Regions from separate parts of the Homo sapiens genome. Here region 1 is linked to region 2. A link is a loop called in an ENCODE intact Hi-C map of the cell type or tissue named here. Cell type or tissue: endothelial cell of umbilical vein. All regions are shown on one strand. Links, peaks and the distances in the headings refer to the core of each region. The heading gives the core; the rest is flanking DNA. Region 1 overlaps PPP1R36 (protein phosphatase 1 regulatory subunit 36). Region 2 has its middle 67 kb from the start of PLEKHG3.

Region 1 (10,594 bases), core at 2,595-10,594, 58 kb after region 2:
CCTGTAATTAGCACTTTGGGAGGCCGAGGTGCGTGGATCACTTGAGGCCAGGAGTTTCAGACCAGCCTGGCCAACATGGTGACGCTGTTAAAGTACTAAAAGTACTAAAAGTACAAAAATTAGCTCTACTAAAAGTACAAAAATTAGCTGGGTGTGGTGGCGGGCGCCTCTAATCCCAGCTACTCGGGAGGCTGAGGCAGGAGAATTGCTTGAACCCGGGAGGTAGAAGTTGCAGTAAGCCGAGATTGTGCCACTGCACTCCAGCCTGGGCAACAGAGCAAGACTCCATCTCAAAAAGAAAAAAAAAGAATACTATACTGGCATGGGCGCAATTAGTGAACATGGCCTCCCCTCCTAACAATTCTGATTCTGACTCCCAGCCTAGGAAACCAGGCCTGGTCTGGGGAGCCCTTGAGAGTTGACTGAGGGGGTTATGCACCTGCAGTCACTTGATCAGTCACAGCGGCCAAGGCCAGACCCTGGACACTTCAAGGCTGATCCTGGTTTTGCTTCTTTTTTAAGACAGAGCTGGAGTGCAGTAGTGTGATCATAGCTCACTATAGCCTTGACCTTCTGGGCTCAAGCAATCCTCCCACCTCCCAATCCTCCCACCAGACTGTAGGAGTTCAGGATGGTTCTGGAGAGCCTGGTACCCACCTCAGCCTCACAAGAAGCTGGGACCACAAGTATACACCACCACACTGGCTAATTTTTTTTTTTTTTTTTTTTTTTTGAGACAGGGTCTCATTCTGTCATCCAGGCTGGAGCACAGTAGCATGATCATGGCTCACGGCAGCCCTGACCTCCCCAGGCTTAGGTGATCCTCCCACCTCAGCCTCCCAAGTAGCTGAGACTACAGGCACACACCAACATGACCAGCTAATTTTTGTATTTTTTGTAGAGATGGGGTTTCACCATGTTGGCCAGGCTGGTCTCGAACTCCTGAGCTCAAGCTATCCACCTACCTCACCCTCCCAAAGTGATGGGATGACAGGCGTGAGCCAAGGTGCCCGGCCTGCTTCTGCTTTTGTTGGGGCCTTCCTTGGAGGAACTGTGACTCTGAGGATTGGCCTTGGTACCAGGCTCTCCAGAACCATCCTGAACTCCCACAGTCTGGGAAAGATGACCCAAACCTCACAGGACCTTCGGCCTTCTCACAGGGACTTCCTGGTCTGAATGGGCCCAAACTAGCCCTCCACTTGGGGAATGAGGCCAAAGAGGTGGTTACTGGGGCCTGCCCCTCCCCTCCTACAGACTCTCTTCATTATATATTGGTTTCTTCATGTGCAAGTCTTCAATAAAGAACTACGGCAATAGCAATTAGAGTGAACATGGACTAAGTATGGACTATGTGCCGGGTACTGCACTAAGCCCTTTACATGTATGATCCTATCTAGTCTTTATAACATCCTGCACCACGCTAAGCCCTTTACATGTATTATCATATCTGGTCTTCATAACATCCCTATGGTATAGTCAACATTATTATTCCCACTTCTCAACTGAGGAAACTAAAGTTGAGACTTAAGTCCAAAGACATATATCTAATTAGGGACAGATCCTGTACTAAAACTCGGGCCTGTCAGATACCCACGTCTGTCCTCATAACTGGACTGTGAGGAGAATAAGCTTTTTTCTTTAAAATAGTTTGCAGATAAACGTACTGAACAACAGAGCTCAGCGGAAACTTTTCAGAGCAAGCCTCAGCATTTCTTCTCTGTGCCACCTGAGGCCTCCACCTGAGGGGTGTGCTGATGTGAAATTTCCACCCTTTCAAAGCTCCTCTTCCATAACTAACTGTAAATCTTCTGCCAGCTGAAACCAGAGACCATGAACACCTGCCAAGCTGAAGCAAGAAAACTAGCCAAAGTCTGTTTTGGGAATAAAGTCAGCTTGTATTCTGGGAGATCTAGAGCAGAGCTCACATCAGCACAAGGCAAACCAGCACCATCTTAGCATGGTTTTGAAATGAGAGTGATTGCCCAGGAAACACACTTTCTTTCCTTTTCTTTCTGGGTTCTTTTTTTAGACATTAGAAGAGAAGGTAAGGCTGGGCACAGTGGCTCACGCCTGTAATCCCAGCACTTTGGGATGCTAAGGCAGGCGGATCACCTGAGGTCAGGAGTTCAAGACCAGCCTGGCCAACATGGCGAAACACCATCTCTACTAAAAATACAAAAATTAGCCGGGCGTGGTGGCAGGTGCCTGTAATCCCAGCTACTCGGGAGGCTGAGTCAGGGAGAATTGCTTGAACCCAGGAGGCGGAGGTTGCAGTGAGCCAAGATCACGTCACTGCACTCCAGCCTGGGCGACAGAGCAAGATTCCATCTCAAAAAAAAAAAAAAAAAAGAGGAGGTAACATGAACCTCTTTCCACTTTCCCTCGAGTTGCCATACACACTGGAACTCTTTCTCTCTTTTTTTTTTTTTTTTTTTTTTGAGATGGAGTTTCACTCTTGTCTAGGCTGGAGTGCAATGGCACGATCTTGGCTCACCGCAACCTCTGCCTCCCGGGTTCAAACGATTCTCCTGCCTCAGCCTCCCAAGTAGCTGGGATTACAGACATGCGCAACCACGCCTGGCTAATTTTGTATTTTTAGTAGAGATGGGGTTTCTCTGTGTTGGTCATGGCTGTCTCAAACTCCTGACCTCAGGTGATCCGCCTGTCTCGGCCTCCTGAAGTGCTGGGGTTACAGGCGTGAGCCACAGCGCCCGGCCTAACTCTTTCTCTCTTAATGCCCAAAGCAAACTGATGTAACCCATACTGCAAAAATTAAGTACAGAATGTCATGGGTTTCTTCTTGCCATTCTGATTTAGCCCTGCATATGAAATAGAAATGCGTCCAGGAAATGGGTGCATACAGTGAATACATCTGGGGACTTCATAGTTAAAAGCTCTACAAATTTACTTCTGGCTGGTATATTTTGAGTCGTTTTCCTGTCTATTTTGGTATTTTATAATTTTTATATTAAGTACATATACTTAAAATAAATTGATTATAAATTTAAAAATTTATTGATTATAAAATAACAAAATTGGCCTGGCATGGTGGCTCACACCTGTAATTCTAGCGCTTTGGAAAGCCAAGGCAGGCAGATCGCTTGAGCTCAGGAGTTCAAGACCAGCCTGGGCAAGATGGCAAAACGCGATCTCTACAAAAATACAAAAAAAAAATATATATATATATATATATAGCTGGGAGTGGTGGCACACGCCTTGTAGTCCCAGCTACTTATGGGGCCAGGTGGGAGGATCGCTTGAGAACAGGAAGTTGAGGCTGCAGTGAGCCAAGATAGTGCCACTGCACTCTAGCCTGGGTGGCAAAGTGAGACCCTATCTCAAAAAAAATAAAAAATAAAAATAAATTAAATTAAATTTTAAAAAATTAAAATAACAAAATTTAAGCCTCCCAGAATCGTCTGCAAATAGAAATGGGGTTTAAACAATACAATCCGTGGAAATATAATGCAAGCCATAAATTAATTTTAAATTTTCTAGTAGCCACAGTGAAGAGAAACAAGTGAAGCTAATTTTAATAATAAATTTTATCCAAACCCCCAAAATATTATCATTTCAATATAGAAGCAATATTTCTAAAGTATTGAGATGTTTTATTCATATTTAGACTTTCTGTGTACAGTGCTTATTTTTCACTTATAGTATGTTTCAATTTGGACTACTACATTTCAAAGTGCTCAACAGCCGCGTGTGGCAAGTGGCCACCATGCTGGTCAGCACAGACACCATGCATTCCATGTTTGAGGACACAACCCAAAGGAAAGAGGGGAAAGCCAGCCTGGTAGTAAATCTAGAGAATTTTAGTGGCCTGTTATGATGCTCTCTTATTCCTTCTTGCTACCTTAGACTCTTGGCTCCAAATCAAAATGAGGAAAGTATATTTTATGATTTGTCATTCCTAAAGGGAAACAAAGTCTAGACCCAGGGTTCTGGGCTAGGGAGAAAAAAAGTTGTGCTCCCCCACTTGCCCCCTGCTGCTCTAGGTGAAATCAGGTTTAAAAGAAGGTCAAGGCCTGCTCTATACAAGAGTGTCAAAGGGATGTATTTTAGGGGAGGGGAAAGAGGCTTTGGTGCATGTGACTGGGGGTAAGGGTAGAGGAATAGGGCTTAGGGATAATTTACACACCTGAGTTTCAAAAAGACTCCCTTTTTCCCCGTCAGCCCCACCGCTAGCCTCTCTGGTTGCCCATCAAGTGACAGCTGCACTGAGAACAGTGGAAGAAGGTATAAATACTAGCGTAGAGGCGGGGGTGGAGCCAGCATTGGCCATCACCAAAGAGATCTAACTATGGCATGTGCCTGCCACCAAGGAGGTTTTCATATCTAACTTGGAAAACACAGAGAACTTTTACTGAACGTGTTCATCAAAATTCTGCCAAAGCTTTCAGGATGTCAGGGTTCCTCAGACATTTAAAGGCACATCCTTCTACTTCTCAAGAGACATGAAAGCACTAAATTAACAGCACCCAAACTGCTGGTTCTACTAAAATCTTTAATCATAGAGATACGCAGCATAATGTGTTGTAGTCAAATATTAAGTGTGCACATGAGACAAAACAGGGACCACCCCCCACACTTAGGGATCTGCCACCCCACCCCCACCCCCAAACATGGAAATAAAGGGAAGCCTTGAGTTCTTGTAAGGGAAATTCCAGGCACCTAGCTAGCCCTGAGAAGTAAATGAGCAACTTGATAAGAAGATAACAGTAGCTTAAAAGACAGCCAAGGAAGTTAGAGTCACAAGATGTTTGGTTCCCTATATAAAGTAAAAATAACATTTTAACATATGTCCCTGCGTTGTTTTTCAGAAACTCAGACCCCCACCAAATGGGTCCACTGGCATGTAGACCTCAGATAAGGGGAGACTGAGGACTGAACTCTAACTGCATTCATTGTTCTAAAGTTCTTCCTGAGAGGCCTAGAAGTCATGTACATGAGCCAGACCTAACACATCTTTCTGCAGACCCCAAGTTTTTAAAACAAAGCTGCTCTACCTTAACCAAATCAGAAAATCTTGGAATCTGCTTATGACCTGTAAGGCCCCGCTTCAAAATATCCTGCCTTTTTAGTCCAAACCAATATATAACCTCTATGTATTGATTTACAACTTTGCCTGTAACTTCTGCTTTCCTGAAATGTACTCCTGCCTTTAAAAACCCTTGCTTACAAGCCATCAGAGAGGTCAGGTCTTAAGTGAGAGCTGCCTGATTCTACTTGCTTGCCAACCTGCAAATAAATACCCTCCTTTCTCCTGATATTACAAACCACGGTGTGGATGTTTCACCTGACTGCATCAGGCAAGCGGACCCCAGTTCACTTCGGTAACACATATATGAAAGAGAAAAGTCAGAAAATACACATGAAAATATTAGCTTACTGAAATCGGAAAGAAGTGGAATGTTAAAATGAGTTAATCACTTATAACCGGCAAAAACATTGTCCTCATCTTCTCCTGCATAAAAGCCACCAAAAGAACAATATAAACTTCCGAATCATGGCAAAAACCTGTTCCAGTCTGTCTTTTATGTCCTTTGTTCAGCGTTTGACCTGTATGGAATTTGTTACGTGGGTGGTGAGATCTGCGCTCATTCTTCTATAAACTGCTATCCAGCAGGCAGAGGAAACATGGGTTATGTCGCATACAGTGGAAAAATGACCAGCACCATCTGGAAATGAGCTAGTGCTAACCAGAGGCCATCATCTACTTTCAAACATATGTGTTCCTTTAAAGGTTTGTGTAAAAATTGCCTTGGAAAAAGTATAATTACTTCAGTGGAGGCTCTATGCCGAGAACTAAAAAATATTATAAATTCTCTAATTATGGTATAATTGTTTATAGTTTGCTTTTTATCCCAACATTGGTTTGCAATGTATATGTGTTTTTAAAGATTAAACATTAAGTATGAGAAATTTAAAAAAAATTTTTTTGAGGCAGGGTGTTGTTCTGTCACCAGGTTGGAGTGCAGTAAGTAGCACAATCATGACACATTGCAGCCTCAACCTCCCTGGCTCAAGCAGTTCTCCCACCTCAGCCTCCCAGGTGGCTGGAACTACAGGCATGCACCACCATGCCCAGCTAATTCTTTAATTTTTTTCTGGAGAGAGGCTCTCACTGTGTTGCCCGGGCTGGTCTCGAACTCCTGGGCTCAAGTGACTTTCCTGCCTCAGTCTCCCAAAGTGCTGGGATTACAGGCATGAGCCACTGTGCCTGGCCAAAATCATTTCTTAAGAGCATGTTTTTGTTTTGTTTTTTTTGTTTTTTGAGACGGAGTCTCGCTCTGTCGCCCAGGCTGGAGTGCAGTGGCGCGATCTCAGCTCACTGCAAGCTGCGCCTCCCAGGTTCACGCTATTCTCCTGCCTCAGCCTCCCTAGTAGCTGGGACTACAGGCGCCCGCCACCACGCCCGGCTAATTTTTTGTATTTTTAGTAGAGATGGGGTTTCGCCGTGTTAGCCAGGATGGTCTCGATCTCCTGACCTCGTGATCTGCTCACCTCGGCCTCCCAAAGTGCTGGGATTACAGGCGTGAGCCACCGCGCCTGGCCCAAGAGCAGGTTTTTTAACCTTAAATCCTAGTTTTCTAACTAGAAGTGACACTTTAAAGACAAAAGAAATTAGTGTCAATATTAATAGTGATGTTATAAATGATTGAGTAGGAAACTGTAAAGATGACTGTAATTTTATCATAATGCTTTTCCTAAAAACTTTGTCAAGAGAAAACACTACTTCTTTCTAAACAATGAAGTCTATAGCAAGCTGAACCTCCACCAACAGCCCTAAACACCTGTAAAAGCTTCCTGTTTTTGGATCACAGGAAGGTATTTTTGATGCTGAAACATCCCCAACTTTTAAGTATCTCTATATTAAATCTACTACTATACCTCACTCATCAGAGAGATTAAATGTAATAATTCCATTAGTTTATATATGCTCTTGTCCTTTTGGGTTTCTTTTTTCTTTTAATTTTTATTTTAGGTTTGGGGGTACATGTGAAGGTTTGTTAAATAGATAAACACGAGTCACGGGGGTTTGTTGTACGTATTATCACATCGCTCAGGTATTAAGCTCAGTAGACAATACTTATCTTTTCTGCTCCTCTCCCTCCTCCTACCATTCCCACCTCAAGTGGACCCCAGTGTCTGTTGCTTCTTTCTTTGTGTTCATAAGTTCTTATCATTTAGCTCCGACTTATAAATAAATGAGAACATGCAGTATTTCGTTTTCTGCTCCTGTGCTAGTTTGCTAAGGATAATAGCCTCCAGCTCTATCCATGTTCCCACAGAAGGCATGATCTCATTCTTTTTTATAGCTGCAGAGTATTCCAAGGTGTAAACGTACCACCTTTTCTTTATCCAGTGTGTCACTGTTGGGCATTTAGGTTGATTCCATGTCTTTGCTATTGTGAACAGTGCTGCAGTGAACATTTGCATGCATGTGTCTTTATGACAGAATGCTTCACATTCCTCTGGGTATATACCCAGTAATGGGAATGCTGGGTTGAATGGTAGTTCTGCTTTTAGCTCTTTGAGGAATCACCATACTGCTTTCCACAATGGTTGAACTAATTTACATCCCACCAACAGTGTATAAGCGTTCCCTTTTCTCTGCAACCTAGCCAGCATCTGTTATTTTTTGACTTTTTAATAATGGCCATTCTGACTGATGTGAAATAGTATCTCATTGTGGTTTTTATTTTTTACTGTAACCCACAGAAAGAAATATATTTAATAGAGTCCCCAGTACACACTGAAACAAGTCTCCTAAAACAATACTTACTTTTACTTTTTATGATGTACTCTGATTTTTAAAGTTCTAGTCTACTCTCTTCAAGACTTACTAAATTGATTTCAAGATCCATTAATGTGTTGTACTCTGAAAAACACTGGTTTAGGAGCGTTACTGTAAGAAAGAACAACAGGCTGTAGAAAGCTGAATGCATAAAAGATGAGGACTGACTGTACTTTTGAAAGACACAAAAAGTGCCAAGCATGGTGGCACATACCTATAATTCCAGCACTTTGGGAGGCCGAGGCAGGTGGATCACCTGAGGTCAGGAATTCAAGACCAGCCTGACTAACATGGTGAAACCCCATCTCTACTAAATACAAAAAATTAGCCAGGCGTGGTAGCAGAGTTTGTGGTGGGCCGAGATCGCGCCATTGCACTCCAGCCTGGGCAACAAGAGTGAAACTCCATCTCAAAAAAAAAAGGCCAGGTGCAGTGGTTCACGCCTGTAATCCCAGCACTTTGGGAGGCCGAGGCAGGCGGATCACAAGGTCAGGAGATCGAGACCATTCTGGCTAACATGGTGAAACCCTGTCTCTACTAAAAATACAAAAAATTAGCCGGGCGTGGTGGCGGGCGCCTGTAGTCCCAGCTACTCGGGAGGCTGAGGCAGGAGAACAGCGTGAACCCGGAAGGCAGAGTTTGCAGTGAGCCAAGATCGCACCACTGCACTCCAGCCTGGGTGACAGAGTGAGATTCCATCTCAAAAAAAAAAAAAAAAAAAAAAAAAGTAATCATGGCAGCAAAGCTTAAAAATGCTATGATGTTGGATATGTTATCAGAAGCAGACACCAAGACAGGACTAGACATGAGATTTATTGGAGAAAGACAAGATTTATTGGAGAAAATTATGGTGACAGAAAATGAGGAGAGAACTGGAGAAGGCAAGGAGTGCCGTCACACCTCAATGCATGTCTGACCCTGTGAGAGAGGAAAGGCAGGAGGGTCTGGGTAGGAAGGAACTCAGACAGAGGCACAGCTCTAGGAAAGTTTTGACCAGGCCAAAGGGGAGTCCTCAAGCTGACGCTGTCAGTCAGAGAAGTCCCGCAACTGTGGGGAATGGGCTTGCTGCACCCAGACACTGGCAGGAGGCAGCCTGTGGGAGGCATGGTGCAATGAGCTGAATGTTTGTGTTCCCCCAAAATTCATATGTTGAAATACTAACTCCCAGTGTGATGGTCTCAGGATGTGAGGCCTTTGGAAGTAATTAAGTCACGGACATAGAGCCCGTATGCATTGTGTGAATTAGTGTTCTAGAAAAGAGACCCCAGAAAGCTCTGTCATCCTCTTTCTGCCATGGTGAGGATACAATGAGAAGCTGGCAGTCTGCAACCTAGAAGAGGGCCCTCACCAGAGCCTGACCATGCTGGTATACTGATCTTAGACCTGCAGCCTGTAGAACTCTGAGAAATACATTTCTGTTGTTTATAAGCCACCCTGTCTATGGTACTTTGCTATAGCAACCCAAACAGGCTAAAACATGTGGCCTCAGTGCAGACCTGGTGGTGGATTCAGGTGCAACAGCTGGGGCCACTGCTCAGTTACGCTCCCTGAGTGCCACATTTTCATCGTCCCATGCTGGAAAGCAGAACCAAACTTGTCAACTCCATAACAGAACTGCAGCAACAAAAACTTGAAAGCTGCAGAACGGATGTAGTAGAATAAAGAATGGGTGTTGTCAGGAATACACATTAAGAGTGTATTCCCAAATCATGAAAAATCACACACACATGGTGAATCAAATCACAGAGATGCTGGGCCTTGGAAGTGGATCGAGGACATCCACCACTATAGAAACAGGGGTGCAAGAGAAGAGAAATGGCCGACAACGCCAAGATACAACCAACAAAACAAAGAAAGTGAGCCTGAACTGAAAGTATATCGATGCAAACATCAATAAATATCAAGTTCCATCTGAGAGAAACTTCATATGTATATCTGTTTTTTAACTTTATAAACTAATATACGATCCTTATGAATAGCCAAGAAGAAATTAGAGAACATATGCCTGTGCCTCTCAGACCCTGGGTAACTTGGAAAAAATCTACCCAACTAAAGAACGAATTAGGGCGGAGTGCCGTGGCTCATGCCCGTAATCCCAGCACTTTGGGAGGCTGAGGTGGGTGGATCACCTGAGGTCAGGAGTTTGAGACCAGCCTGACCAATATGGTGAAACCCCATCTCTACTAAAAATACAAAAATTAATCAGGCATGGTGGTGTGTGCCTGTAATCCCAGCTACTCGGGAGGCCGAGACAGGAGAATCACTTGAACCTGGGAGGCAGAGGTTGCAGTGAGCCGAGATCACACCATTGCACTCCAGCCTATGGGGACAAGAGCGAGACTTTGTCAAAAAAAAAAAAAAAAAAAAGATACTCAGTCAAATAAAACATCTTTAAGCTTTTTATACACCTTTAAACTATCAAAAATATTAAAGTAATAAAACCCAATGCAACCAGATATACTTACTGCTGATGGTAATACAAAATGTCTTAAACTAGGCCAGGCGCAGTGGCTCACACCTGTAATCCCAGCACTTTGGGAGGCCGAGGCGGGTGGATCACGAGGTCAGGAGATCGAGACCATCCTGGCTAACATGGTGAAACCCTGTCTCTACTAAAAATACAAAAAATTAGCTGGGCGTGGTGGCGGGCGCCTGTAGTCCCAGCTACTTGGGAGGCTGAGACAGGAGAATGGCGTGAACCCAGGAGGCGGGGCTTGCAGTGAGCCAAGATCGTGCCACTGCAGTCCAGCCTGGGCAACAGAGCAAGACTATGTCTCAAAAAAAAAAAAA
Region 2 (13,304 bases), core at 2,602-10,601:
GAATGTGTCTTTTGGTGCACGTACGTGTACATTTCTGTTGGGCATGTACCTAGAAGTAGAATTCCTGGGTCATAGGGCATACATATGCAAAGATTTGGTATATGTTGGCAAATAGTTTTCCAAAGTGATTAGACAAATCCACATGCCCGTCAGCATTGCATGAGACTTCCAGTTGCTCCACCTCCTTGCTGACACTTGGTATTGTCTCTTTTTCATTTAGCTATGCTGGTATGGCTGCAGTGATGTCTCCTTGTGGTTTTAACTTGCATTTTCCTAATGACTAATGTTATTGAGGACTCTTTTAATAGGTTCATTAGCCATTTTGATATTCTGTTTTGGGAATTTCCTGTCCAAGGCTTTGGCCTACTTTTCTATTGGGAAGTCTGTTCTTTTCTTATTGGTTTGAAGAAGTTATTTATATATTCTGGATATGAATTCTTTGTCAAGTATATGTATTGCAGATATACTCTCATACTCTGGAGCTTTCCTTTTCACTCTCTACATGGTATTCTTGATAAACAGAAGTTTTGAACGTTAACAAAATTATGAAATGTCAATCTTTTCTTTTATGGTTAGTATTTTTTTGTGAACCATTCAAGAAATCTTTGTCTACCTCAAGGTCATGAAGATATTCTATGTTATCTTTTAGAAGCTTTATTATTTTGCCTTTCACATGTAGGTCTATGATTTATCTGTAATTTATTTTTGCGTTTGATATGATGTAGAGATCAAGGTTTGTTTTTTCCTGGTTGAATAACACCATTCTTCCTCCCACTTCATTGCAGTGGGAACTTTGTTGCAAATTAGGTGACTGTTTATGTGTGGGTCCATTTGGGGACTCTATTTTATTATATTGGTCTATTTGTTTATGCTCTCTCTGCTATCATGCACTTTTAGTTATGGTAGCTTAAAAATCAGTGCTTTATATCTTCTATCTTTGTTCTTCCTCAAGATTGTCTTTGCTGTGCTTAGCACTTTGCATTTCAAAATTTGCTTATCAGTTTTTACATGTACACATATAAGTCTGCTGGGATTTTGATTGGAATTGAATTGAATCTATAAATAAATTTGGGGAAGTTAACAGCTTTATAATATTCTTTCAATCCATGGACATAGTAGTATATGCCTCTTTTTTTGTAGTTTTTGGTATAGAAGTCTTACATATCTTTTGTTGTTTATTCCTAGCTAGTGTTTTTTGATGTTATTGACAAGGGAACTATTTTTGCAATTTCACTTTCCAAAGACATACAATTGACTTTTCTATACTGACCTGTCTGGTTATCTTGACACATTAATTTCTTAACCATTTTGACCACTCCCACTCACAGTTCATTAGCCAGAATGAACTGGCTACATCTAAATGCAAGGGAGGCTGGGACAGTGAGCCTACCTGAGTACCTAGGAAGAAACGGAAAGGAATTTCAGTGAACATAGAAGATGCTTCTACACTCTATGTTGAGATTTGAACATCCATGGGTTTACCCTGTGACCTCATTATGCTGCAAGGAGTTATAAAGCTTTATAAAGCTCTCCAGGAACTTAAACCAAGTGTTCAGCCAATTTATAACTTGAGGAGTCCTTTAGAATACTTTAATTTGAAAAAGATTGCATTAAAAGTTAAACTCTTATAAACTGTGGTACATCCATTTGATGGAATATGATTCAGCACTAAGAAGAAATGATCTATCAAGCCATGAAGACATGGAGGAAACTTAAGTGCATATTACTAATCAAAAGAAGCCAATCTGAGAATGCTATATACTGTATGACTCCAATTACATGATACTCTGAAAGAGGCAAAACTATGGAGACAATAAAAAGATCAGTGGTTGCCAGGAGCTAAGGGATGGAGAAGGATGAATAGGCAGAGCACAGAGGATTTTTAGGGCAGTGAAACTACTCCATATGATACTATAATGGTGGACACATGTCATTACACATTTGCTAAAACCCGTAGAATGTATAACAGCAAGAGTGAATCCAAATGTAAACAATGGACTTTGGGTGGTAGTGATGTGTGATAGGTTCATTGATTATAACAAAAGTACCACTCTGGTGTGGGATGTGGGTGGTGGTGGAGGCTTTGCACGTCGTGGGAGGAGGCATATGTGCACTATGTACCTTCTGCTCAATTTTACTGTGAATGTAAAACTGCTCTAAAAAATGAAGTCAGGCAGGCATGGTGACTCATGCCTGTAATCCTAGCAATTTGGGAGGTCAAGGTGGGAGGATCACTTGAACCCAGGAGTTTGAGATCAGCCTGGGCAACATAGAGAGATCCCAACTCTACAAAATAAAAATTAAAAATTAGCCAGGTGTGGTGGTGTGTGCCTGTAGTCTCAGCTATTTCGGAGGCCAAGGAAGGAGAATCCCCTGAGCCCAGGAGTTTGAGGCTACAGTGAGCCAAGATCGCACCACTGCACTCCAGTCTGGGTGAGAGAGTGAGAGCCTGTCTCAAAAAAGAAAAAAAAAGCCCAGGCACAGTGGCTCACACCTGTAATCCCAGCACTTTGGAAGGCTGAGGCAGGCAGATCATGAGGTCAGGAGTTCGAGACCAGCCTGGCCAACATAGCAAAACCACATCTCTACTAAAAATACAAAAATTAGCCAGACATCGTGGTGCACGCCTGTAGTCCCAGCTACTCGGGAGGCTGAGGCAGGAGAATCACTTGAACCCGGGAGGCGGAGGTTGTGTGAGCCAAGATTGCGCCACTGCACTCCAGCCTGGGCAGGAGAGCAAGACTCTGTCTCAAAAAAAAGTCTATTTTGGAAAATTTAAAGTTTGTCACTTTGGATAATCATATGGCCCCAAGGTAATCATAAACATATATGCAAAGCATCACTTTGAAGTCACATGGTAGAAATCTGTCATAAATTCAGAGTGGACATAAAAATGAACCAAATTATGCTCACGTTGCTATGATTTTAGATTAGCATTGAAATAAAATGCATGTCATACACTTCCTAAAGAACTTGCAGGCTATACTCCTGACCCTACTCCATCCCTTGATTATATTACAACTACCTAAGGCTGAAGTCACACATAAACAAGCTATAACCTGCCAAAGCTGGCTTCTTTACCTTGTGAATGACCTGGTTCAATTTTTTTCTCTTACTGCAATCTCTTGTTTTGTTTAATTGCTGTTAACAAGCACAAATGATTCAACTCTTTCAATTCATCTAATTTGCTTATAACAAAGCAGCTAAGCCCAGGTTCAGTCACTAAACCCCAATGACAGGTGTTGGGCATTGCTGAGTTATGATTGGTTGAATTTGAGGGTGGTCTTTCGTCTGTCAACAATGCCCATTCATGAGACTACAAGATAGAATTAACTGCTTTTACAGCTGGGTGCAGTGGCTTATGCCTGTAATCCCAGCACTTTAGGAGGACAAGGTGGACAAATCACTTGAGGTCAGGAGTTTGAGACCAGCCTGGCCAACATGGTGAAACCTTGTCTCTAGCAAAAAATACAAAAATTAGCCAGACATGGTGGCGGGCACCTGTAGTCCAAGCTACTTGGGAGGCTGAGGCACAAGAATCACTTGAACCCAGGAGGCAGAGGTTGCAGTGAGACCCTGTTTAAAAAAAAAAAATTAAGAATTAACTGCTTTTTTTTTTTTCCTTGAGATGAAGTCTCTGTTGCCCAAGCTGGAGTGCAGTGGCGCAATCTTTGCTCACTGCAACCTCCACCTCCCGGGTTCAGGTGATTCTTCTGCCTCAGCCTCCCGAGTAGCTGGGACCACAGGCGCATGCCACCGTGCCCGGCTAATTTTTGTATTTTTAGTAGAGACGGGGGTTCACTATATTGGCCAAGCTGGTCTCAAACTCCTGACTCCATGAGCCGTGAGCCGTCCGCCTCGGCCTCCCAAAGTGCTGGGATTACAGGCGTGAGCCACCGCGCCTGGCCCGAATTAACTGCTTTTACAGTGATCAGATGTGCTCTTCTTTCCTATTTTTCACAGGACATAATTTATATGAGTACATACCTGCAATGCTCAGTTCAATGGATTCCTAAGTTGGGATATGCCAACACAAAGTCTCCCCCTAAAAACATGTGCACATTTTCACTGCGCGTTTTGTGTAGATTGCACCTCTGTGAACAAAGGGGAAACTTGTGTATGAATGGAGTGCTGCCTGGTTTCACATCAGGCCAGGAGGGTATCTGATGAAAACTATCAAGGGCTGAGGCTCAGGTACAATCCTGCAACAGTTTGAACGCCAAGGAACAGTCCTAGGCCCTGAGTCTCCTCACAGAGGAGCTGCATCTGGTTATGCTTCATGCCCTCCACTGCAAGTCTTGCAGAGAAAGGGAGCTGCTCAGGGGGTGGTTTCCTGGCTCTACAGAACCTTGTTCTCACTTTCTCTTACCTTCCCTCTCCCTCCCCTCCTCTTTTCTCTCTCACTGTCTTGGCAGATGTTTAGCTAAGTGAGTTTCCTATTGTGGTCCTGTCAGAGGCCTGTGAACCAGAGCAACTCTGAACAGGAGCTGGGTAAAATGAGGCTGAAACCTACTGGGCTGCATTCCCAGACGGTTAAGACATTCTAAATGACAGGATAAGGTAAAAGGGCGGCACAAAATACAGGTCATAGAGACTTTGCTGATAAAACAGGTTGCAGTAAAAAAGCTGGCCAAAACACACCAAAACCAAGATAGCCACAAGAGTGACCTCTGGTCATCCTCACTGCTACACTCTCATTAGTGCCATGACAGTTTACAAATGCCATGGCAACGTCAGGAAGTTACCCTATATGGTCTAAAAAGGGGAGGCATGAATAATCCACCCCTTGTTTAGCATATCATCAAGAAATAACTATAAAAATGGGCAGCCAGCAGCCCTCGGGGCTGCTCTGTCTATGGAGTAGTCATCTTTTTATTCCTTTACTTTCTTAATAAATTTGTTTTTGCTTTGCACTGTGGGCTGGCCCTGAATTCTTTCTTGCATGAGATCCAAGAACCCTCTCTTGGAGTCTAGATGGGGACCCCTTTCCTGTAACATCTTCTCCTCCATTCCCCCACCCCCTGCACTCCCCAGCACACAGGGCTTTGCCGTTAGATGGCCTCTCTAATTTTTGTTTTGCTTTGTTTCAATATGTTTCTTTTTTATTTGCATAAATTTAAGGGGCACAAATGCAATTTTCTTTTCTCTTTTAAAAAATAATTTCAAGTTTTATTTTAGATGCAGGGGGTACATGTGCAGGTTTGTTCCCCAGGCACATTGCATGGTGCTCAGGTTGGGGATATGATCAATCCTGTCACCCAGGCAGTGAGCATAGTACCCAATAGTTTCTCAACCCTTGCCCTTCTCCCTCCCTCCCACACTAGCAGTCTGCATTGTCTATTTTTTTTTTCTTTTTTTGGATTGGGGGGGTTTTTTGTTTTTTTTGAGACGGAATCTTGCTCTGTTGCCTAGGCTGGAGTGCAATGGCATGATCTCGGCTCACTGCAACCTCTGCCTCCTGGGTTCAAGCTATTCTCCTGCCTCAGCCTCCCAAGTAGCTGGGATTACAGGCACCCGCCATCATGCGCGGCTAATTTTTGTAGAGATGGGTTTCACCATGTTGGCCAGGGTGGTCTTGAACTCCTGACCTCAGGTGATCTGCCTGCCTCAGTCTCCCAAAATGCCGGGATTACAGGCATGAGCCACCGCACCCAGCCCCCAGTGTCTATTTTTGCCATCTCTATGTCCATGAGAGTGGAATGTTTAGCTCCCATTTATAAGTGAGAACATGCAGTATTTGCTCTTCTCTTCCTGCATTAATTCCTATGCGTTAGGATAATGGCCTCCAGCTGCAGCCATGTTGCTGCAAAGGAAATGACTTCGTTCTTTTTTATGGCTGTGACAAATGCAATTTTCTTACATGGGTATCTTGTTAGTGGTGAAGTCTGGGCTTCAATGCATTCATCACCAGAATAATGTATATCGTGCCCATTAAGTAATTTCTCATCATCCACCCTCCTCTCACTTGTTTCAATATATTAGGGGTTTTTGTTTTGTTTTGTTTTAATGTGCTGGTGAATCACATCTGAACTTTAATTAGTGGCTTACATTAAAATTCTAAGGCCAGAAGTAAACGTGCCCAGACACATTGGCCTTCCGGGGTTCAAGAAAAAAAGAAATCCTCACAGCCTTTATCTCCTCTCCTCCACGTGTCAGCTGTAGTTTTTCTGGTCAGCACATTCTGGTCAGAGTTCTTGGTGTATGTTGCAATGTGTGTGTGCTTTTTTGGTTTCTTTTTTTGTTTTTCGAGAAAATGAGAATGGTAGAGCAGGATGACCCTGCATAACAGAGTGGGTAGGGCTGGCATAGCCCATTTCCATCATCATAGAATATTCCCATGATCTATGCCTCACTTAGGACCGAACCCTAGCCAAAGAGAACAAAGAGGCTTATCTAAAATACACTCCCTGACCAAATATTAGGTTAATAATGGGTTAATATTACCATCTTCTTAGATTATATAGTATTTTAGAACCAAATTAAGAATAATAAAACCAGGTGCCATGGCTCATGTCTGTAATCCCAGCACTTTGGGAGGGCAAGGCAGATGATAGCTTGAACCCAGGAGTTGGAGACCAGCCTGGGCAACATGGCGACACCCCGTTTTTACAAAAAATACAAAAATTAGCGAGGCACGATTTAGTCCCAGCTACTCAAGAGGCTAAAGTGGGAGGATTAATTGAGCCTGGGAATTCAAGACTCCAGTGAGCTATAATTGTGCCACTGCACTCCAGCCTGGGCAACAGAATGAGACCGTGTCAAAAAATAAAAAAGAATAAGAGCTACTATTAATATTTATTGAGCATTTACTATGTGCCAAGATTTTTGGATCCTTAAAATAATTCTGTGTGGTAGATATAACTACTAAATTGAAGGTTGCCCCATGTCCCGTAGCTGATAAGGCTGAAGCTATTAAAGGACAGTTCTGCTTATCTAATCTAGTGCTATTTGGCTGTATTCATTTCTATGGAGGCAATAAAATTGTAGGACAAAATAGATTATTTCAGGAGGCAAGTATTGAAATTTTCACTTAATCCAGTTCTCTTCAAGGTAAAAAACAAGGTCTAGCTGATTATCTCTATATTCTGGTCAGCTGAGTAACTCCTTCCTGGGGCCAGTGGCAAAGCCTGCCACAGATCTCGGAACCTGCAACTGAGGGGAAGGTTTGGAACTGGGTTTGGCGGGCGGAGTTCACTGACATTCTCAAAAGGCCCAGCAGGTGGCAGTGTTTCTCACTCCGCCAGAGCCCACGAGGGCCTCCAACAGGTCGCCCTAGAGACGTGAAGACAAACGTGGGGGCAGAAAGACCATGCCTGTGTTGTAATTTTCAAAACTTCGTCTTTTTATACATTTTATTTTTAAAACATTTTAGTAAAAATAAACAGAGTAGGCTTTAGTAGAAATAGGAGCAGGCACCTCCTTCCCTGCGCATCACCAGCTGCTCTCGGCTGCCCAAGCCCCTCACTGTGATGCTTACCACAGATCTGTCCTTCCAGAAACACCTCCAGGAGGATTATTTCCAATCCCCAGCTTCAACCGCCTGTCCTGCCACCCTCGTCACCCACCTGCCAGTTTGCTGCCCCACTTCCTGGAAGGCCAGCTCTGTGCAAATCTGGTGAGCCGACTCCAGTGGCTCAGCTCAGCTGTGATTCCCCCGGAACCCAGCACACCTCCAGGGAGACCGTGAGAGAGGCCATCTGAGGATAGCGCTGGTACCCACACGAGTAACTACAGGTGGCGGCTGTTTGCTGACATTTCAGGCCCAATAGAGGCTTTGCCAGGTTTATGCCTGCACCTCCAGTAGGGAGCTACTGCAGGTTCAGCTGCAAGCAGCAGTGAGAAGTGTCTCCTCCCACCCACAGCCTTCACATAAGTACTTCTACCATCTGCCGTACAGCCTGAAGTCCCAGGTTTGGGGATGGGTGACACACATCTTTTCAAGTTAAAAAAAATTTTTTTTGTTTTTGTTTCTTTGTGGAGACAGGGTCTATGTTGCTCAGGCTCCTGGACTCAAGCCATCTCCCACCCTGGCCTCCCCAAGTGCTGGGATTATAGGCCTGAGCCACCACACCTGGCCTCATACACTCCTTTTGATTTTGAGGATGGTCAGATTTTCAAGAGCTTCATATAAAAAACGTGAATGTATCATGATTGGGGAGTTCGCATCAAATCCAGATGCAAATACTATGGAAGTGGAGGGGAGATGGTTCAAAATAAACATGGTAAGAAGCTCATTGGTGCTGGGCACGGTGGCTCAGATCTGTAATCCCAGAACTTTGGGAGACCGCGGCAGGTGGATCGCTTGAGGTCAAGAGTTTGAGACCAGCCTGGACAACATGGTGAAACCCCCGTCTCTACTAAAAATACAAAAATTAGCCGGGCATAGTGGTGGGCGCCTGTAATCCCAGCAACTCTGGAGGCTGAAGTAGAGAATCACTTGAACCTGGGAGGTGGAGGTTGCAGTGAGCCAAGGTTGTGCCATTGCACTCCAGCCTGGGTGACAGAGTGAGACTCCATCTCAAAACAAAACACAAAAAAACTCATTGGTAATTTTCCTAATGATTGTCGTTTCTTATGCAAAAATTGTATTAATTTTAAAGTTAATTAAAAAGTCAAACATTCCTAAAAAGTTTTTTTTTTTTAAACAGACCACTTTAACCCCTCCAAGATTTGGTTGGAGGGGCAGGCATCAGGCAGGTAGGAGATGCTAGGAAATTTGAGGGGAAACTTTTATTAAGTCTGTCCTTTGCCTATTGGCTAACTTTAATGGGGATTGCTAAATGCCTACTGTGTGCCATGCGATATGATAGACACTATGTATAGATTGTATTATTTAGTATTGGGCCATTTTATGGACAGGAAACCAAGGCTTAGCACAGTCAACTTGTCCAAAGTCAGCTAACTTACAAGCAGTAGCCAGGATTCAAGAACTTTCTGCTTTTCTACTTGACCACACTGCAACATAACCAACATAACAAATCTAAGGTAAGTGACTAGTTGCTGGAAATCCCCCAGTCTTTGTCCGAGGTCTTTATTGAAATGCAAGGACAGAATTATAGTTAATTCCTCTGACTTCCTGGGTTCTCAAATGCTCCCATGTGGGAAATGCTATACGTACAAGGATGTCCTATGACTGTACCTACAATCAGGACTGGTGTTCAGACATGGGGACTTCCATGTGGACTAGCAATGCCATATGCTATTCAAAAGGGGGATTTGCTCAGCCCATGGGAAACACAGTGAAGCCCTGATTCCGACTGCATGTCCTTTTTTATTCCCAACACACAGAACTCAGTACTCTTTGCCCTGTTCCCTGTGCACCTCCTGGTGGCTCTTCCTTCCCGCTCTCCTTCCTGAGAAAGTCTGTTTTGCTCTCAGGCCTTAGCAATCAGGGCCAGCCCATTGTATTTGGTTTCCATGGAATGGAATTTATATTCTTGAATATATTGAAGGGGTATATTTTTCTTTCCACTTAAATCATGATGCTCTGTGGCTCTCCACTCATTTAATCAACAGGTTTCTATGCTTCAGGGAAAGAGAGATACTGTTGGGAACAACCAGTTCACTGCTTAGTTTTGGTTGCCAAATTCATTTTTTTTAATCCCTTGCAAGACAATAGTAGTGAAAAATTGTCTCTAAAGTGGGGTGTGCCCAAGACAGCACAATGGGGACAGAAAGCAAATATTAGAATTGTTATTTTCATTTTTTACCTTATCTTTTAAAATGTCCATTTTGGGATGTATGTGTTATAACGCATGTAATATATTAATACAGTGTTACATGTATATCTACCATATACAGATATACATGTTACCATATATACATATATAACCAAGTATATATTAATATATATGGCATACACAAATATATTAAATATACATTTATGTATGTGCTTAAGTTTTTTTTGTTGTTAGGAATGCATGATCAAAAAATTAAGGCCACTACTCTTGAAAGGAAGACTTGGTTTTGAGTAGATAATTTTTTTTCTAAATTCTAAAAAGTTCACTTTAACGATCAAAAGTATAGCTTAGAGTTCTATGTTGACTTCTACTACGAGCCTTAGGTAGAGATAACTTAAGCACCCACTCATCTGGGGGAAAATAGACTGTATCTCCAGTGTGGGAAGCTGAGGGAGAGAGAAGGTAGAAGGCAAATAGTGTATGTGGGGCAGGGAAGGGGAGCAGGTCCCACTCCCCACTTGGGTAGGTTTAGAAGGCTCCTGTTGGGTAAGTTTAGGAAACTCCAGAACAGTGGGGCTGTTTTTTCTTTCCTCAAGTGTCTTAGGGAAGGTCCGGGTCCAACATGGGCCCCCCAGGCTGAAGGTGGGCTGCCGGACAGCCTCACAGAGCCCTGAGCCCTGCAAGGTGAATGTAGAGGCAGCTGGGGGGCCCAAAGCCCTAAGGGGTTGAGTCCTTAGAACCAGTGGATTCCAGAAGGTTGGGGGAGAATGAGACGCCACAAAATGCAAAAACCAAATGACCAGAGGAAACACAGATGTAGGGGCTAAAAGGGCCAGGTGGGACCAGCTTCACTTGAGCAAGCCAGTGGCAGGCATAGGATGGTGGGGGCCCAGCCCGGCCCAGCCACCCTACAGTGAAGACAGGGAAGGATGTGGCAGACGGCCTCCGGGCCTCCACCCCCACAAGGACACGAGCACATGCCTTCCCATCCTGATGCTTCTGTAGCCGCATACCATCTGCTATGGGCTGAACTGTGCCCAGCCCCATTCCTATGTTGAAATCCTAACCTCCAGTGCCTCAGAAGGTGACCTTATGTGGAAACAGAGTGGTTGCAGATATAATTAGTTAAGATGAGGTCATACTGAAGTAGGGTGAGCCCCTGATCCAACATAATTTGTGTCCTTATAAAAAGGGGAAGTCGGCCGGGCGCGGTGGCTCACGCCTGTAATCCCAGCACTTTGGGAGGCCGAGGCGGGTGGATCATGAGGTCAGGAGATCGAGACCATCCTGGCTAACAAGGTGAAACCCCGTCTCTACTAAAAATACAAAAAATTAGCCGGGCGCGGTGGCGGGCGCCTGTAGTCCCAGCTACTCGGGAGGCTGAGGCAGGAGAATGGCGTGAACCCGGGAAGCGGAGCTTGCTGTGAGCCGAGATTGCGCCACTGCAGTCCGCAGTCCGGCCTGGGCGACAGAGCGAGACTCTGTCTCAAAAAAAAAAAAAAAAAAAAAAAAAAAAGGGAAGTCAGAGACAGATGCACACAGGAAGGACACCATGTGAAGAGACACAGGAGGAAGACAGCCAGCTACAAGCCAAGGACAAAGGCCTGGGACAGATCCTTCCCTCAGAAGGGACCAACCCTGCCAACACCTTAAACTCAGATTTCCAGCCTCCAGAAGTGAGAGACAATAAATTCCTATTGTGTAAACCATTCCATCTGTGGCACTTTATTACGGCAGTGTTAGCAAATATCGCACCAGCTTTGCTAAACAAGCAAGGGGGTGGGGAGAGATTGGAAAGACTAGACCATTATTCAAGAGGGGCCGAGATCATCTGGAAGAGACTGTACTAAATGGAAAGAAAATTAGTTCTCCTGAGTTACCTTTCATAGACAAGTGAAGTCCTCTGCCCCCACCAGAGGCAATAGAAGCCTTAGAGGAAGATAAGAATAATCACAAAGAAGCCTGTCCTTTTTTGCACATCTGAGTACACTGAATAAAATTCCAGCTGTATTCGAATCTCAGAGATATAGCCTATCCTGGCCTGCTCTCTCGGTGTGACCAGAACCCATCCTCCTGGGCATTTTATGATTTCTAGACTGGCCACTTTCTTCTCATTGATACCAGCTTCCTGACTCGTTGCCATAGTTCCAGTGGCAAATTCCTAAGCTGGCCACAAGAGCAGTGGCATGCTGACGTGGGTTTGTACCAGCTCCCAAGAGCTGGCTGTTAAATTTTCAGGAATTTTGTGAGCCAGTTAAACACGGCCATTATTAAAGATCAAATTATAAATATGACCAAAATTTTTAAAAAGTATTGAATACTCAAAAATCATCATTTTCTAATTATTTTCTTATATTTTACTATTATGTTTTCTGGGTTATTATATCTGTTACATTTGTATGATGGAAATACTTTGTAATGAATTGTTACTGTGTGTTTCTTCCCAATTTCATGTTCAGTAAATTCAGGTAGCTCAAAATCAACTATAGTGGGAGTATTTACACTATGGAAATTGGTAAATGCTACATATCAGCCCCCACCTCAAGGAGAGCCAGTTGTTAAAAATTTACTAGCATAGGCTGGGCGCAGTGGCTCATGCCTGTAATCCCAGCACTTTGGGAGGCCAAGGTGGGCGGATCACCTGAGGTCAGGAGTTCAGACCAGCCTGACCAACATGGAGAAACCCCATCTCTACTAAAAATACAAAATTAGCCAGGCGTGGTGGCACATGTCTGTAATCCCAACTACTTGGGAGGCTAAGGCCATAGAATAACTTGAACCCAAGAGGCAGAGGTTGCGGTGAGCTGAGATTGTGCCATTGTACTCTAGTCTGAGCAACAAGAGCAAGACTCCGTCTCAAAAAAAAAAAAAAATATACCAGCCCATCACTACATAGATGCTGCCATGGGCCTTGAGTTCTGCATTCTTTTTTGAGATGAGGTCTTACTCTGTCACCCAGGCTGGAGTGCAATGACAGGATCACAGCTCACTGCAACCTTGACCTCCCACGTTCAGGTGATCCTCCTGCCTCAGCCTCCTGAGTAGCTGAGACTACAGGTGCATGCCACCATGCCCAGTTAATTTTTGTATTTTTAGTGGAGTCAGGGTTTTGCCACATTGCTCAGGTTGGTCTCAAACTCCTGAGTTCAAGTGATCCATCCACCTCAGCCTCCCAAAGTGCTGGGATTACAGGTTGGGCTCTGTATTCAGATCTACTAGTAGATCAACTGAAAAAGCTTGAGAAACAATTATTATCAGCTGTACCCAGGTCTGATCTGGGATTTAAATTATCAAAGAGTGATGAGAACAGTCTTCCACCATTCCATAGAGGAGGGAGACTCCCAGTGAGGGTGACACCAGTGAGACCTCTACTGTCTTTCCAGACTTGGGGCAGGACACTAGGCAAAGAGCTACTCACTTCCACACCTTTGTTGTCTTTTGCTACTATTGAGTGACAGTGCTGAACAGGGAACCTCTGAGCAGACTGCCACCTGACAACCTTTATTGGTTTAAAATAACCTGGAGTAACTCTTAATCCTGCTTCTGGCAACAAGAGAATGACGGAATTCAAATGGGTCCAAGACTTCCAGGACTGAACTGCTGTCCTCTGCAATCCATTCTGTA

The links. Hi-C counts contacts between places; a loop is a spot of excess contacts. Peaks named below come from ENCODE experiments on the same cell type or tissue, not always from the same donor. Only the 100,000 strongest peaks of a DNase experiment are listed, where the experiment ranks them.
Region 1: a loop joins it to region 2, with 2.4 times the contacts of the local background. A loop is called at or near these places in 5 of 110 quality-filtered maps.

Annotation. Positions count from the first base shown.
Region 1 is chr14:64,575,656-64,586,249 of GRCh38, reverse strand. The region is part of intron 8 of PPP1R36 (protein phosphatase 1 regulatory subunit 36); the gene reads right to left. Among named protein-coding and RNA genes, the nearest start is that of PPP1R36, 31 kb to the right of the region's middle. In endothelial cell of umbilical vein, for the core only: no CTCF peak of the experiment used is centred there; a DNase peak (open chromatin) is centred at 5,609.
Region 2 is chr14:64,630,789-64,644,092 of GRCh38, reverse strand. No RefSeq gene overlaps it. Among named protein-coding and RNA genes, the nearest start is that of PLEKHG3, 67 kb to the left of the region's middle. RefSeq lists an enhancer at 10,473-10,975. In endothelial cell of umbilical vein, for the core only: a CTCF peak has its summit at 7,212 (motif pointing right); a DNase peak (open chromatin) is centred at 7,242.